Regions from separate parts of the Homo sapiens genome. Here region 2 is linked to region 1. The links are chromatin loops, found by intact Hi-C in ENCODE. Cell type or tissue: endothelial cell of umbilical vein. All regions are shown on one strand. Links, peaks and the distances in the headings refer to the core of each region. The heading gives the core; the rest is flanking DNA. Region 1 overlaps NAV3 (neuron navigator 3). Region 2 overlaps NAV3 (neuron navigator 3).

Region 1 (9,163 bases), core at 827-8,826:
GACTATAAAAGGTATGCATACGTTAAGAGTTTTACTGGATTCAGAAATCATCTGACACAAAATGTGGCTTTTTTTTAAATAGAGATAAGATTATCTCTATTCTGTACAATGACCAATTCTGCCTGTTTTATTGTGTATGTTGAAATGTTGCTATCAGAAGTATTGCACATATTCAATTTTCATCTCAAATAGTGCTTTTTGCATAGAATAGTTTTGAAATTTTTGAACAGTAGAGTTTCTTAAACAAGATAAAAATTGATACATTGGATTACACTAAAATTAAGAATTTATGTTTCCCAAAAGACATTATTAAGGGAGGGAAAACACAACCCATGGAATGGGAAAAGATATTCACAATATGCATATTTGACAAAGGACTCATGTGCAGAAAATGTTTAAAAAATTTCTATCTACCATTAAGGAAAGAGGCTCACTACTTATTAGAAAAGTAAGCAGAAAACCTGAATGAACACAACGGAAGATATCCAAATGGCCAGTTAAATACAGAAAAGATAATCAATTCCATCAGTCATAAGTGTATGGAAGCTTAAAACTACAACAAAATCACACTACATAGAAAATGCTAAGGACCTGTGGCCTCATAACAATGGTGATACCAGAGGGCAGAGATGTGGAGCAACTGAAGATGCATTCAGGTTAGTAAGAAAGCAATCTGGTACAACCACTTTAGAAATGGTGGCAGTAATCGTACTCATGAAAGCTGAGTATATGTCTTGCCTATTACCTAGAAGTTTCACCCCTAGGGATCTACCCAACAGACATCGCTTCTTATGTTCGCAAAAAGACATGTGCAGGAATGTTCACAGTGTCATTATTCATAAATCCCCAAGCTATAAACTATCCAAATGCCCACATTAAAAGCAGAATAAAAAATAAATTGTGGGAGAATTCACGTACTGGAATAATATAAATCTACGAGAATAAGGAATCTAAATTGTAATTGTAAATGTCAGACAGCAATTGTAAATGTCTGTTTCCTATTCTCTACTAGCTGGAAAAATGTGTTCATTTTCTACAAATTCATGAAACATATTTATGGTATGTGTACTTTATTGGTATGTGTCTATTATACATCAATAACAATTTTAAAATATTTTACTAGGCCGTTTTCACAAACTTATAATGCATATGTTTTGTTATTCTTCATAAGTATAACATTATTTATTTATTTATTTATTTATTTATTTATTTATTTATGAGAGGGAGTCTCGTTCTGTTGCCCAGGCTGGAGTGCAGTGGTGCGATCTCAGCTCGCTACAACCTCCACCTCCTGGGTTCAAGTAATTCTACCACCTCAGCCTCCCTTTCAAGTAGCTGGGATTACAGACATGTGCCACTACGCTCGGTTAAGTTTTGTATTTTTAGTAGAGATGGGGTTTCACCATGTTGGCCAGGCTGGTCTCAAATTCCTGACTGCAGGTTATCCCCCTGCCTTAGCCTCCCAAAGTGTTGGGATTGCAGGCGTGAGCCACTGCACCCAGTCAGAATAACAGAATTTTCAGAGTTTAAACTGTTATTTTGAAAATCAGTTATCCATTACCACACGTGAACTTTATAATGAGCAGGCCACATCTATCCCTACTCTCAAAAACTGCTTTTTATTTCCTAAGAGTCATCATTTTATTTATACTTTTGCTGTGATTTCCTAAATGAAGCTGTTGTTCAATTTCTGCTATTGTAGTAATAGTTCTTACTTCTCCAAGCTTAGTCCATGGGAATTACAAAATAGGCAGTAGCTAGGTCGTCTTTCTCATGTTTCTTAGCTCTAGTTATACTTTAGTCTCCTTATCTAAAAAGTGAAGATAACGGTAGTACACACGAAGACTAAATGAGAATGCATTTAAAGCACCTCTAACGGCATCTGGCAAGTACTACTTAATATTAATAAATGATAGCCAGTATTGTTAGTAGTCTTTCATGAAGTTACAGTAATATAGACACTGAAGCTGGTATTAGATAATGCTTTAAACATTCTAGGGAAAAATACAATTAGTTGTGAATTTTACCATATCATAATATATAAATTTATTATTCTTAAGTAGGAAGGAGTATGCATTTTTGAGATAATAGCATAGCATTTTTTGTTCCTGTTTCTTAGTTGATCTAAAGTTTCCCTAATCATTAAAATAACGACAATCATTATTACAAGAAGACAGAATTCAGTCTGTAACAAATAATTGATTGCTTAATATTATTGAAAATATTTTTAAGTTCATTGTGACAAAATAGTCTCAAAAGTTAGATTTCATTGAGCACAAAAGTGTTTTCCAAATTCAAGAACTTTTCTTTATCTATCAAATACAAAATCTTGGTTACCACAGCATACAGTGGCACTATTAACCACAATGCATAGGGTGCAAGATATATTTCAGAGAACCTGTGACAGTGAGGGTAAATAAAGGTTCAAATAGCAGTAAGGAAGCAAGGGGATTCAGAAGGGGTATTTCTAAAGATAAGATACAATTTGAATTCCTGAGAAAGAAGCTGGTGCCTCCATACCCTTGGGACTAGGCACAAGATTAACAGTTACATAAAAAAAATTCAAGATAGGTCAAAGAGCAGGGTGAAGGTTGAAAGAATTTGTGCCCCACTTCTCATTTGATAGCTGGGGGGATCAGAATGCAGGGGTGCTCCTTGCCAATATGGAATAGCCACAGCAGAGGAAAAATGATAAGACACAGTTAGGTAGATATGGCTTGAGACAGCGTATCCGATGTCTATGAATCCAAAAGTTCTTATGTGTCCCAGTGGTGCTATGCAGGAATGCTCTGAGGACTAGTATTCTAAGAGAGCTGGCATCAGGACAGGTGCAGAATATGAGCAATAGTTGCCAACAGAGGGTGTCCACATAGCCCAAGTCTCACAGCACATGTCCAGTGACCAGGCTGGATGGGGCCAACTCTGCAGAGACCAGCAAGGACCCAAAGAGTAGCAAGAAAACCAGAGACTTTTTTCTCCCTTCATCTGCCATTACCCTGAGGACACAAAAGCTTCCCTACACACACTGTATCCATCCATCTGAAGAAGCCATTTTAAAAATGAGAAAGAAAGAGAGAAACTTCATAGAAAAGGAAAAAAAGGTGCTGAAAAGAAATTTGACCTTGAAATTTACTAATCTTTTACTCTAATGAGGCTTTCTCAAACCAAAAGAAAATAGCTTAATTTAGGTTTCCCCCATCATCACCAACCTCCTTTGCAACCACCAGCAGCAGGAAAGGAGATTTGAAAGAAAGCAAGAAGAATATGTTACAGAAAATACTGAGTTACATTTTCTTGTACATTTGATAAGTATCCTGTCTGAAATCCCTGTAAGTAAAACATATAAATTACAATGCACTTGGCTGATTTACTATACTGCAACGGACTTATGATTACTTAGAGGAAGATCCATATCATACATCACCCTTGACAAGGAAAACTCTATTAACATCCATAAACCTACCCTGGCAATAGAGTATGGATATTGTTATTGAACAGAGGAATTTCACTAGTTACGTTCTGACAAGGAAATCAAAGAATGCCAAAAACACTTGTAAGTGTTGGAGGATGACTCAAACATGTTCCACCTCCTTACTGATTTTCTAGCACAAGGCTATGGCTGGCTTTCCATAATATTATGAGTCTTGAATTTTATGTTAAAGACATATTTATTTTTCTAAGCAGGTTTATTAGAGTAACCTAAGCAATAATTATCAATAAATGGGACGCTTAGGACACGGGCGTAGAATTTTATAGCCACTTTTTAAAATGCCATGGCTTTGAGATAACCCACTTCAATCTGCCGAGTCTTAATTTTAATCAGGTACAAAAAGGAGACACTTGTCTTAGAAGATCCTCCACTCTTTCTTCCACATTCAAAAGTCTATATTTGATGAGATAGGTTTGGAGACACACGTGACCACCATTGGATTGGGGTAGCATCGCTCAAGGTAGACTTAGTATACTCTGCTAAGGCCAAAATTATTAAGGTTTGGACTTTGGATCACTGATATATAGATTGAGCATTTCTTATCTAAAATTCTTGGGACCAGAAGTGCTTCTAATTTTGAGTTTTCTTTTCAGATTTTAGAATCTTTGCATATACATAATGAGGTATCTTGGGGATGGAAACTAAGTCTAAACAAGAAATTTATGTTTCATATACACTCTACGTTTAGCCTAAAGGTAATTTTTTCAGCAAATAATTTTGTGCATGAAACAAAGTTTTGACTGTGTTTTGACTACAACCCATCACCTGAAATCAGGTATGGAATTTTCCATGTGTGGTGTCATGTTGGCACCCAAAAAGTTTCAGATTTTGGAGAATTTCAGATTTTGAATTTTTGGATTATAAATACTCAACCTGCATAGAAATAGCATAGCTGGCATTTCTATCCAATAAATCATGAACAGTCTCTAGGATGGCTCTTTTTGCGATATAGACATGAAGTAAATCATGAGTCAAAGTAATACAATCATAAAAATAATTATTTTTTATTCAACACATATGTTTAAATCACTATTACATACAACACATTGTGTTTGGGAAGCTCAAGAGATATAAACATGAATCAAATCGGTTTCTCATTAAAGAAAGTTTAAAGAAATTTAATTAGAGTTTAAATAAATTTAATTTTAATTACATTGGGGGAAGCTTGAATGATTGCCAAGATTATGGCTATGCTCAGGAAGATTAGTTTGCCAACAATGTCTATGAAGGATTAGCCACCAAAATAAAAGAAAACATCACTATTATGCAGTAATTCCCAAAAGACTCAAAAGCTATGAACTATAAACTTTGACTGACTGGTAAACACAGCACATATCTCTTTCAAGTACATATGAAATTGCATGGAATCATATTGAAAATATTGATTTTTTTTAATCCTCATTAGGAGATTTCTCTGCTTTCACCTGGGTTTCTTCCTCCAAAAATAAAGAGCAATCATGAAATTTAAATCATTCAGTGTTCCAGTTCCTATGGCAAATGTAGCATATATCTTGTTCAACAGATAATAAGGCAGTTAACTCTTTATCCTGTATGCCACTGCCAGGATGGATAAACTGTTCCAAAGTTTAGTAAACTATGTGCTGTATTAAAAATGATATGAGCACATTATTCAATATTTGTAGTGGAGGATAAAGTTCCTGTGTGTCTCCAACTTGACTATATCCAGCAGAGAAAAGGTTTTGATTTATTTGGAGTAAAACACTTGGAATACAATAGAAGGGAGCAAGGACTTCTCATAGATTTTTCCCATTAAGCATTTTTGGGCAAGCCTTAGAAGTTACTCTGCAGGATGGATCTTATATTCATTCAGTGGCCTAGCTTTACAGCTAGTAGCAAAATTCATTGCCTTAACCCAGAGCAGTCTTGTTATTTTAACATGGCTGTTTCTATTTATAAAGTTACACAATCCAGTTGGTTCATTCTTCCTCCCTGTCTGAGACACAGTTTACAAAAAGAAACCACAGTCATTACAAAAATACATTGCCAGGAAATCCAAGTGTTGTTTTCTAGTGGAAACTGAAAGATCCACACCTTGACTTATGTCTTACTCATCCTAAATCACATCTTTGCAGCACTTTCTCCTGGCTAAAGAATGTGCTCTGAAGTTTTACTACGTTCATTAGAAGGCCATCTTTTATATTCTGACTATTCTTGTTGTGGTTTTATAGGTGTTCTGTAAATAAAAGTCTGCTGTACAACAGGAAGCACCCTCTGCCAAGTCTTTTGGAGAGAGTAGCAACACATCCACAAGAGAATCCAGGTGGCAAGACATTTGAACAAAAGGTTTACACAACAGCATTCAAAAGAAGAAAGTAAAAGACAAGACAGACATAGGAACTCATTCTAACTCTCCTTTCAGCCTCCTGGCAGCTGCACCAGCTGGATGTTCATACAGGTCAACATCGTGATAGAGTGCTATATATGGGAACTTTCCTCTGAAGGCTAAAACAAGCTACACATGCAGAGAACAAACACGGGGCTAAGACATCAGAGACTTTCTTGCAAGTCCTTGAAATATGAAATTTAATTAAAATTTAACTACCATTTGATCAAGGCTACAGAAGAGAAAGAAAAATAGTGGTGTTTGTAATACTTTGTGTAGCATCTTTGCTCATGCAGAATGAATGAGAAAATGTTATACAGAATTAATTGTAGATAAAGTCAGCACCTGGGGCACTCTCCATTTATTCTTCCTAGAAGGACTTCTTGCCTGTTGGATCCTCTGCCCTGTTGCTTTCAGTTGGATTTCATCTTCCCACCCTTTTCATTTTCTCAGCTTGATTCACATAGATCATACATAAGAGCTAAAGAAAATGTGTTTAGTGCCTGAGGGAATTCATTTTCTGCCTGGGATAACTAGACAAAATGTGATGCAATTCCTCCCCTGAATTTAAAATGTTTTGTTATCTTGAAGGCAATTTTCCTCATCCAATAAAAACAGAGAAGGAAAACGGGTGACCTTTAAAAACATATTTTTGAAATCGAAGATTCTCACACACAGAAATGCCTCTGATAATTTTGGGTGTAGACAGATGCTCTCTTCCTCTTTGTACTCCCCACACATTCTGTCAATGGCCTATTGTTAAAGTGTGGACTTTCTCCTAGACCACATCCTGTCTGTCTTACAGAGGAGAAGCATACTGTTGAAGTGAAAAGAAAGTCTTGATATCTGTGTGTAGTCTCTGAAGGTATAGAAAAAACAAATTCACTGCAGTACCTCAAGATATCATTATATTCAACTCAGGGCCCGTAAGATTTAGGTTGGAAATTTCCTGATGATGAACTCATGGAACTAAGACATGTTTGTTTTATTGACAAATCAAAGCTTTTTTCATAAAAGGAAAGTGTATTATTTTCATTGCCAACACTGGTTAAAAATGGTAGGAAAAAGGGATGAAGAGCAAATGTATATATTTGAACCTCATTGAAAAAAAATCATTCTCCTTTGAATAAAACCTCTGAAGAAGCTACTTCTAATTTGAAAAATTCCTGTTAAAGAAAGGACATTTCCCATTAAATCTGAAATAGATAATTGACAGCATCTAACAACGAATCCTTAATTTAACAAGGCAATAATATATTTAAAAATTGATAAATATGAGATCTCCAACTACTATAAAATTAGAACTAATAATTAGACTATTATAGAAAACTAGAATGAAATCAAGGAGAAAATCAAGGAAATTGGACTCATAACTCGAGTAACCAATCATCCCAGTTTGCCTGGGACTGAAGAATCTCCAAAACAAGACACTGCGCACTAAAATCAGCACAGTCTGAAGATAACCAGTACAGTTGGTCAGCCTATGTGATAACTCATTTATTCTTCCAACATTTTCGTATTTATCCTTCAAGAGATTTTTCTATTAGAATTATCTTCCTGCATATATTATCCTCACTATTTCTAAATACATTGCATTCATTCATTATGCAAACACAAAATGAATTAACTTTTAGAGAATAAACTCCTGACAGTGGATTCTCAGATAGTTCATACCTAAAGCAATAAACACAAAATCTGAATCTCTATTAATAGATTTTAATGGAGGAGGATCTGAAATTACAGACACTTTGTCATTTAGTATTGGATGTGTTTTTGGTTTTGGTGCTTATCAACTCTTGAGTGAATTCATTTCTCAGCTACATAAGCCTATCCCTTTCCTCTCCAATCTTCGTTCATCCGGAATTGGAGATATGACTCAGAGATCAGTAATCTTTATGTGCTTTTTGGAGTGCACTGCATTGTAAAGCTAGTATTTTGGTACACTTAATGTTTAAAGAATTAAACTAATCAGCCAGGCCCAGTGGCTCAAGCCTGTAATCCCAGCACTTTGGGAGGTTGAGGTGGGCAGATCACCTGATGTCAGGGGTTCGAGACCAGCCTGAGCAACATGGAGACACCCCGTCTCTACTAAAACTACAAAATTAGCTGGGCATGGTGGCATGTGCCTGTAATCCCCGCTACTTGGGAGGCTGAGGCAGGAGAATCACTTGAACCCAGGAGGCGGATGTTGCAGGGAGCCAAGATCGTGACATTGCACTCCAGTCTGGGCAACAAGAGTGAAACTCCATCTCAAAAAAAAAAAAAAAAAAAGTATTAGCCTAATCAAACTTAATGAAAATATGAAAAAATAGAAAACCTCTAAAAGATATCACTAATATCCAAAACTTCAATAGATGAGAAAATTTCTGTCTATTCCACATTGGTTTTTTAATTGACTTAAACATAGGAGGAAAAAACATTCAACAATGGTGAAGTAAAGCGTGATGATTTGTAGATATGCTTCTTTCTGCAATAAAATAAATAAAGTACTTGGGTTCTTTTAAGTGTTGTAGCAAAAATCTGAAATAAAGTCATTCAATATTAGGATGTTATAGGTTCTTAGTCAAAGTCCAAGAGCACATGGTCCTCTCTTCTAAAGGCAGTGCCAGACTGCACTGAGCCCCAATCTAAGCACAAACCCATCTGAGCTCTATCCCATAAATCACTACTAAGATTGTTTTTCTTCAAAACAAGACTGCCTGAATTTGGGAAGTGTATTTGTATTCCACAAGATTCCTTTTATTAAAATAGATGGATCCAGGAGCTATTGAATATCATATATATATATACACACATATACATATTTATACAAAACTGTGTGTAAATTTTTCTCGTTAGTTCTATGCTTATTGATATTCTAAAAAAAGAATAGCCTGTGCTAAAAATTGTGTGTTTGTAGGTCTCATTTGCTTCCAAAAATGATAGGTAATGTCTTAACGTTATTATGATGCTATAACAGTACGCTTTTATTTCTGGCTACAATTAAGTGAGGTTGCTATTCTTGTCCTAATCCCAAAGTCGAGAAAATTGAGTAAAAACATGCAAGATGACACAGTTGGAGTAAAGGACTCCAATTCAGGCCACCTGACTAGAAGTTTAGTGATTTCATATTAACTACTGCTGCTGTAATGCTGTATGCAACATATACTCTACATATTTAGACTACAGGATGAATAAGTATGCCCATGTATCATATGTAGGTATATGTATATGACTATATTCTTTCTGCCCAACGAAAAAATATTTAATAGAACCATTAAAATAAAAATTTAAAACAAGTCCATATAGAATGGAGGGATAAGGGGAGAAAATAATAATTAAAATCTGGA
Region 2 (9,163 bases), core at 624-8,623, 92 kb before region 1:
ACTTTGAAATTATTTAGTATATTTGATGTACATAAAATAATACATGTAACACTTATGTAAGTTGTAAAAGCAGAATAATATAGTACATTATACCCTACAGAACTAGAATCCTTCAAATAACTTGCCTCTATTTATGTGTTTCTTCCCTGTTCCGGCCATAATCCTTTCAGTGGTAGCTGCTATGTAGAGATTTGTGTTTATACAAATATGTTACATACATACTTTTTTCAAGTATCCGTATCTTCACCCCATCATAACCTTTTATGACATGATACAGAAACAAATGTATCCCTATTGTTTTCCAATATCAAATCTTCCACACAGACCAAAATTTCCTCCTCTTCTACTTCCTTTAGGACTTGGTATAGTTACTTACCACTTCATTCCTCTGAACCCTTTCCTTTCCCTCTACTGCTTCCTCCTTCTATGCTTTCTTCCCCCCTTGCAAAAACTCCCCTCAACTCTGTCTTCTTCTCAAGCTATTTATTTTTTTTTTTTCTCTAACAGTGTCTTAACAGGACACTCTTAGAAAAATTATTCATGACTCAATGGATATTGGCACTTCTGAGTTACTTTTTAACACGTTATTCACTCTACAGAATATGTTCACATACAGGTAATCAATGCCTATCCAATTACCAAAAAGAAATACCACATTCCAGTATACCAGCTATTTAGCTGCATAACATTTGACAGCATGTTACACATTCTGCTCATCTTACTTTGCCCTGACTTGCTGGGGTAGTCCACGTATTAGAGCTTCAGCTACTGCATCTTCCCTAAGGATTAGCAGTCCACATCTGTGATTCTGTTCCTCAACAATAGTCTCACTCTCTCAACACTCTTTCCCTTTCCTGACTCCTATACCTCTATCACATAAATATTTATATTTCCTAGAGTGAAAAACCTCAGGTTTCTTCTCCTGTGACTTCATGCAGACCTCCTGTAAGATTCCATTCTTGTCCATGGTTTCAAATATTACCTATTTTTTCAGTATATTCTAACCAATACTCTTTTCTGACCTTCAGAAACACATGTCTAATAGCCTTAAGTTTCCTCCAAATTGATGTTTTAATAGATACATCAAGTTCCACATGTTAAAATATGAATTCATCACCTTCCTCCCTCCACCTTTTTAAGAAATTTTTTTCTGCTTCTATAATAATAATCTTGTTTAATGGTAATTACTTACCCATTCAGGCTAAAAAATTGGGGCCATTTTAAGCTCCCTGTACTCTCCGTCACCCACATTCAACTGGACACCAACACTTACTTACTTTATAATCCCCATAAAGCATCTAGGGTGATCTTTTAAAGTATTTATATTGGATCATACCACAGCCCAGCTTTAAACATCTTCCAAAGTCTTCCTGAGTTAGAATACCATACCAACTCCTTACTTTGGCCCTACACTATCAGGCTTCCTTGTTCCCTTCAAACAACTCTCCTTGTGCCTAATCCACGGTGCTCTTCTATTTGTTTGTGGAATGCACCAAACTTACTCCATTCTCAGTCGTTTTTGTTCTCGCCTATGTAACTGTTGCTGTTATTTATCTAAACATTTGCTCCTCCAATTCTCAAGTGTAGTTCATCCAAATGTTATTATACTTTGTACTCAGTGCTTAGTAAATATTGATTACATGTGAATTACCTGGCTACTATGGAAATTTATCAATACATTGTAGATTCATACAACAAAAGGGATCTTCTATTCTTAAAGGCTTAAAATGATTCAATAAAGGGTAGCAAGTTTAACATTTAAATAAAAACAATTCGTGATTAAAAATAGCAGCAGACCTAATTTTACTTTATCTTTTGTTATTAAGCACCAACAGCAACCAAAGGCCACAAGAGACCAGGTATACAAAAAGAGGTGGCCAAAGTAGTCCTATGAGCAAGTATACCACTCACTCTTACTAATGTAGCACCTCCCAGTGTTATGCAATCAAGGAACAGGCAACATCCTGTTTGGAGTAGATACATGAAATTCATAAGCCTAGTCATGCTATCATAATTATCTTTCCTTTTCATTCTTGTCTCAATTAAAGTCTGGAATTTTTATTCACTAATAGTGCTTACACAAATTCTTAAGAACAGAGGCAAAAATAATTCAGCCAAAAAAGTTACATTTATTTCATATGTATTTTTCTGAATCAAGAAATTGAAGGCATGCCAACTTCAGATTCAAAATTCAACCACATCTTAAAGAAATGAGGATCTAAGTCATTCTTAGTCAATATTCGATATGATTCCAACTAATGCTTTTTGGCTGAATAAACTACCTTTTTTATAGCATTTGCATTTCTTAGACTGTGGTCTTTCTATTTTGTTTTAATCAGAAGTGGAAATATCAACATAACTTGCATAATATCTGTAACATGATATTTTGCAGTTAACAGGAATAAGAAGTAATAAAAAAATTAACAGAGTCTGAAACTCAAGAGACTCTTCACAGATTTGTAGAATCTCTAGGAACAGCTGTTTCAGATAAATAGGTAAAAACAGCATCTCTATTAACCATTGTTATGAGCTTTGGAATTGTTTTTCCATCACTGAGTATAAGCTTGCCTGTTTATTGAATTCTCTGTAATCCCAGAATCAAATTGGAATGATAGCCAAGTAGGTAAGAGTTTCTAGACTTAAAATGTTTTATATTATTCAACACCTCCTCATGGTAAAAATAATGAAAGCAAAAGCAACCATGTTGGGTTTAAGAAACATAATTATGGTTTCAGGGGACTGTTGAGCTTTTTAACTGAAAGCCTTAAAAATCTTTTAACAGGTGTTAATCCACGCATGTGTCCTTTACAAAGTTTGTAGCAATACTATTCTGCATTGCATTTTAGTTGTGTTAATAAAGGATGTTCACATACATATCTCATTGTCACATTCTAATTAAGGTTCATTTTACAGATGAGAAAGCTAAGGCTCAAAGAAGTTACATATTTTTCTCAACATCACACAGCTTATTACTGTATCAAGGTCTAAATGTCTTCTGATTTGGCTTGTTCACAGTAAAACCTCAGAAAACAACTGTAATTAATTCCCACAGAGTCACTTAGAGTAATTAGATCAGGAAGTTTCCTTAAAACTGAAGGATTGTATAGAAATCCTTTCTTTTACAGTGATTTTTTTCACAACCATATACACAGAGTTCATGACATCATAATAGGTCCTGGGAGTAATTATTTTTTATTTATTTATTTTATTATTTGATTTTATTATTTATTTATTTATTTATTTTTTCGAGACAGAGTTTTGCTCGTATTGCCCAGGCCGGAGTGCAATGGCACAATCCTCGCTCACCATAACCTCCGCCTCCCTGGTTCAAGCGATTCTCCTGCCTCAGCCTCCCGAGTAGCTGGGATTATAGGCATGCGCCACCACACCTGGCTAATTTTGTAATTTTAGTAGAGACAGGATTTCTCCATGTTGGTCAGGCTGGTCTCGAACTCCCGACCTCAGGTCATCCACCCGCCTTGGCATCCCAAAGTGCTGGGATTACAGGTGTGAGCCACCACATCTGGCCAATTATTTTAAAAATATACATGATAGTTAATCACTTTTAGAAATAAATTATGTTTATTATTTTGGATTTCAGTTTTCTGACATTAAGTAAAGTAGGTCAGTATATTTTAAAAGTTCATAGATTTTTTTATTCTTCCAAGTTTCTGACAACTAAGAACTCATTAAATTCATTTAAAATGCCTATTCTGTGCTGAAGAGTTTTGGAGAAAGCTTCATCTTGTGGATTTCGGCTGTCATTCCTGATTATATCTGCTTGATGTAACTTTAGTTAAGGCATTTTATATTTCAGGTTTTCCTATAAAACTAAGTTGTGGCTTTTTAATTAAGAAACATATTTTTATCTCTATAGTTTATTACTCTTTGACTTTATTATAAAACTTGAAGTTTTTATTGGTTGATAAAGATAAGAGATAGCTGGGAAAGAGGCAGATATCCAGGCTGAAGGCTTTCTGGAAGAGACTACGAATCATATCTCAAAATCAGTCACTGCTCACCAAACTGACAGCAGCATGCCTTGAGAACTATTTCCAGAAGTGTTGAAGAGTCCATGTGTTTACACTGGACTTTGTTATGAACAAAGAAAATACTATTTATATATTTTAAAATGCCCATGGCAAAGCCTGTTCTTTAAGCCAGTTGTTCAGACAAAAATAATCCACTTAAAAGTAGAAATGAAATTTACTACCATTAAGACCAGTGTTAAATTATACAGAACAGCAGAACAAAAAAAAGTCAAGGATCTAATAAGACATCTGGAAATATGTCATGTGTATATAGGAGTCACTTAATGATGTTGATGTGCCTAAATTGAACCCACACAAATACATATGAGAGAATGGGATCAAATGGTTTCTTAAGCAGGAAGACATGCAGAAAAAAAATAATATCCATTTACAAATGCAATTAATTCTGGAAGTGAAGATCAGCATTATATATTGAGAATAAATATGATTCTTACCATCTGAGACTGACTTCTAGGACATCCATTGATATCTTCAACTTTTTCATTTGCTAAAGCCAAGAGATAAAATAAAAGAGAGAAAAAAAGAACGACATGCTTAAGCAATGAAGTGAAACACACACACGAAAACAGGAAAAAAAAAATACCAAGCAAAAATGCTCCTGCTACATATATTCTGTCTTCCAAGCAGTGTACAAGAAGACACACTTATTAGCAGCTGCCAATTCTATATGCACAAATCAGGCAAAAAAAAAAATGAGTGAGAAGGAAGTTGCTGCTAATTCTTTAGCCTGTGCCAAATGATTGCTGACATGAAACCTTTCACAATTGTCCCTGCTGGATCAGGATACAGTTTCAAGGCATCTCAGAGTGTATGAGTTGCTCCAGCTAACGAAATACACACATGGGAGACATATGGTTTAATGAAGCATTCATTTCTGACAGTTCGATTCAAATGATTCAATAAAGGTTAGCAAGTTTATGTATATAAAGATACAGTTCTAGTTATTTAAAAGTATGGCCAAACTGCCTTTTTCAAACATCCTCATATAAACATTTTAATTAAATCAGGGGAGAGCTACATGAATCTCAGAGACACATGGACCAGTTCAGTAAGGCGCTTAACTTAAGTTGTGCTTTACCAAAGAGATGGGAGCAGAGACTTTCATGCTTTCTTTCAGAAGGAAGGGCTTACCAATAATCTGGATGATTTCTGCTAGGAGTACTCCATCTGCAATGTCTTGTTGCAAGTCCTTGATCAGCCGCTTGTGGCCTGATTTTGCTAGGTAGTGGTTGGCCCAGTCAGTGTAAATCTGTTGAACAGAGAGAAGGAAAAAGTGAGATGGGGTGAGGGAAAACAGAGACAATAAAATGCTGAAGACAAATGTTGGATTCAAAGGGAAGCTATTCTGGATCACATTCCAGTTTAAGAAGTCATAGCTCTAAAGGAAATAGTTGTAAAGTAATTTTTAAACAGCTCTTTCCCCAACTTATCTCTCATTTCAAAGGGGATGATTCACTCTCAAAATTAAGGGCTAGTCACTTGTGACAAAGCAAAACTTCCCTCTGGGATGACTACTGAGGAAACTCCCATTGCAAATCAGTTTGGGTTTTCTCTCTCTTTATTGTTTCTATCATTTTGAAAACAATCTTGCTTGTTCATGTAAAAGAAACCCACCTGGACTGATTTACATAGAAACATTACTATAAAAAATTGTGTTTCTCTGAGAACACTATTGAATTTGTCATGTGAGATACTGTATGTGACAAGATTTTGGCATCATTTTATGAGATAATTACAAATACCTTCCTGTCTAAGAAATTTGATTTGGATTGTCGTCTTCCATTTAAGCCTCTTGAAATGTGTTTATATGAGAGAATAGAGGCAGCAAATGGAGTTATTACACAGAAATTACAATGTAGAATTCAGAAGTGGATTATAAGGCACAAAATTGACAATTTGACATAAAATAGAGGTGTCTCTTCAACAGCAGATCATGATATACAGAAAAGCTGAAACTCTACAAAAATTTCACAAAAATAAAACATTGTTAATTTTTTCAATTGAATAGAATACTTACTAATTGTAAGGGAAAAATAAGCATGAAGATTTCAGCTTTATGGGTGGTACATATGCATATATTAGTGGATTTATTACAAGGCACTCTATGATGTGGTGTAACAGAAAAACAAAATATTTGAAATGAGAATAGAAGAAAGAAAGTAAGAAATACGCTTGTTAAAATTATTGTTAGAAGCACTGGAATTAGAACTGGAAATAACATAGAACCTAGGCCTGAGAAGTGAGGAGAAGGACCTTCCTTGCAGTGGGTATAACATATAGAAAAGCCGACAGGCAAAGAAATCTAGGACACAGCAGTAAAAACTGTAATTGAGGCAGAATGTCTAAAATTAGGGAAAATTAGGCTGAAAAGGTAAGTTGCATTTTATAGTTATGAACACTAAATGCCAAGCATGTTAAAAACTTTTTAAACATTTCTAACAAAGCAAATTCACATTTAAAAAAGTAATAATAATAAACCAGAAGTATAGAAACTAAAAAATGAAAGTCTCCCCACAACTTTCAACCCTGTCCATTTTTGAATAATTTGGTATGAAGAGTTCCAGAATTGATGTATCTACACCGCACTTCACACCATGCCACAGAACACACACACACACACACACACACACACACACGAGATCACATTTTAAACCAAATTTGGCTCAAATTTTACATATTATTTTGCAGTTTCAAATTTATAAGTAACAATATTTTAACAGCTTTTCTAAGAGCCATTTCATGTATGTTCATCTATTTTTAATATTGCATTATATATATCAATCCCCCAGTTGATAGATATTTGACTTGTTTAAATGTGTTTCTATTATATCTAAAGTTGCAAGAGACAGCCTGACATATGTACCTTCCTGAACTCATATGCTAGTATTGTTATATGTCAAAAACCTAGAAATGGGGCTGCTAAGTGTTTTGAATGAATCTTGGGTCTAAATATCACAAGATTACAACACAGAAGAAAAAGTGTTCCTTTCTATTAGAAAATACAAAGTAGTCCTACTGGCATCATAAGACTAGTACATATCTGGTGGTGATTAAGTTTCTTGAAAGATGTAAACAACTGGAAGCATCCCATTGCATAAGAAAAATATATGTGAGAGCAAAATTGCATCTCCTTTTATTAATATCCATGATCTCTATGTTGAAGATATTGAAGGGTAAGAAAAATTACTTGCATAACTGTCTCCTGAATTAGCACACAAATACATGATTTTTAGGTGGATGCTTTTATTTGGTAATAATTTTTCTCAGTTAAGATTTGATTATATTTGTATGATCATACATTTTTTGGAAGGATTTTATACTGTTTAGAATTTAAAACATTGAGCACACTCCCCTTCTTAACACTTCATTTAAATGATAGAATTGTTTTGGCCTTCTAGTAGAAACTTCAGGTTAAGTCAGACTTGAGTTGTGCCGATCTGTCCATAGGCAAAGACTGGGGCCATGGGTTGAAAAAGGATTCACAAGGGTGAGGAGAATGAGTTCTGGAGTCAGACAGATCTGACTTGAGACCACTTACTACCAGTGGAACCCTGGACAAGTTACTTAACCTTCAGATTCCTCTTGTAAAAAAAAGTCTTGTTGTAAAACAAGGAGAAAAATAATACTTACATTATAGGATTGTGCCAGGACTAAATAAGATAGCACTTGTAAAGCATCTGTCACAAAGCTAGTCATGAAAAAACATGCTTGCTATTATTATCATCACATGGCATCTAGTTTTATTTTGCTGTGATAGCTTTCCAACAAATACTTGTTAAAGTTATAATTTCACAAATGTTAAGAAAATTGAGAAGGCTGGCATCAGAAGACTAAAGAAATTGTAGTAATTGCTTCTGACACTACTCCTATCACTAATTCTGCCTGCCTTCCACTTCACAGGTGTTGTGAATCTGTCTGCCATCTGAACTCAGGGAAATCTAAATAACAGATTAAGGCTGTCATATTCTCATTCAGACCTGTAATGTCTCTATTGTGGCACCACTTCCATCAAACTGTATTTCGTTGGTTTTGTTTTATGATAACATTAATTATACAAAAACATTTGTTTAAATAAAAAACAAAATGATATGAATGGAAAGTGAAAATAAGAATACTTTCATTCTCCAAATGCATGTCAACAGTTCCTTAGCCTTTATCCAAATTCATCCTGGGACTTAGGTGAGAAAACAAATGGGAGGCCAGCTAGTTGGCTTCAAGATACCTTGTTGGTAATACCTGTGTTTTAGCTCACAAATCATTTTTTGTTTGATCCAGAATTTCTTCCAGAGGAATCCCAAGCTTAAGGGCTTTGATATGTCCAGCATCTCTAATATCTGAAACTTTGCTCAGGCCGTATTTCTAACTTCAGCTGCAATCAGTGAGAGCAATGGCTATATAAAGAAATTTAATGCAAATTTAAAAATAATTGTAGTACACTTTATTTGTTCCTTCTAATAAACAGCTGTGTCTTCCATACTTAAAAGATACTTGAGACCCTCCAAGGAAATGACAAGAGAGGGAAAACCAGTGCCTTCCAAAAGGATATTATAATCTAGATGGTGAAATATTTCAAAAATTACAAAGTAACATGTAAATATATTTTAAAATATTATATACAAACATACTTCTCTCTTTCAAAATTGTATATGTGTAAGTTGAATACAAAGGTGGAAAAATGAGTTGTGTCTTTAAGGAGACTTCGAGCAAAGGACACATGGTATAAAAATGTATTTAAAACTCATCAATAAATGTACTGTAATGCCGTGATGAGAGAGAATACAAACAACCTTGTCAACTGTCATTAGAATGTGATCTTTAAATAAATACAACAGGATGGTGAAATCAGGTCCTGAAATTGGATTTGAACTCCAAAATTGCCCTCAGTTCATTATCACAAAAATAATAATCACAGTATTTAACATTTTAGTTTCAGCTGAATGAGTTACAAAATGTGCAGTAATGTATTTTGCAGGCTTATGCTATGAATTAATTATAGTTTTTTTAGTGAAGAAATTGGTATAATTGGGAACAATATCAAACTAATCATAATTCAGTGTTTGGTAATTTTTGTAAAAGGGTCATTGAAGATTTTAATCATGAATGTTCTGGCT

Evidence for each region. A loop is a pair of places that touch in the nucleus more often than their neighbours do. Peaks named below come from ENCODE experiments on the same cell type or tissue, not always from the same donor. Only the 100,000 strongest peaks of a DNase experiment are listed, where the experiment ranks them.
Region 2: a loop joins it to region 1, with 9 times the contacts of the local background. A loop is called at or near these places in 2 of 110 quality-filtered maps.

Annotation. Positions count from the first base shown.
Region 1 is chr12:77,844,594-77,853,756 of GRCh38, reverse strand. All of the region lies in intron 1 of NAV3 (neuron navigator 3), which reads right to left. Among named protein-coding and RNA genes, the nearest start is that of NAV3, 18 kb to the right of the region's middle. In endothelial cell of umbilical vein, for the core only: no CTCF peak of the experiment used is centred there; DNase peaks (open chromatin) are centred at 5,536 and 7,686; H3K27ac peaks cover 3,593 bases.
Region 2 is chr12:77,936,457-77,945,619 of GRCh38, reverse strand. NAV3 (neuron navigator 3) reads right to left here. Exons shown (of 40, transcript NM_001024383.2): 2 at 5,184-5,301; 3 at 4,487-4,539. Among named protein-coding and RNA genes, the nearest start is that of NAV3, 110 kb to the right of the region's middle. RefSeq lists an enhancer at 4,903-6,102. In endothelial cell of umbilical vein, for the core only: no CTCF peak of the experiment used is centred there; DNase peaks (open chromatin) are centred at 1,949 and 5,409; H3K4me3 peaks cover 970 bases; H3K27ac peaks cover 4,305 bases.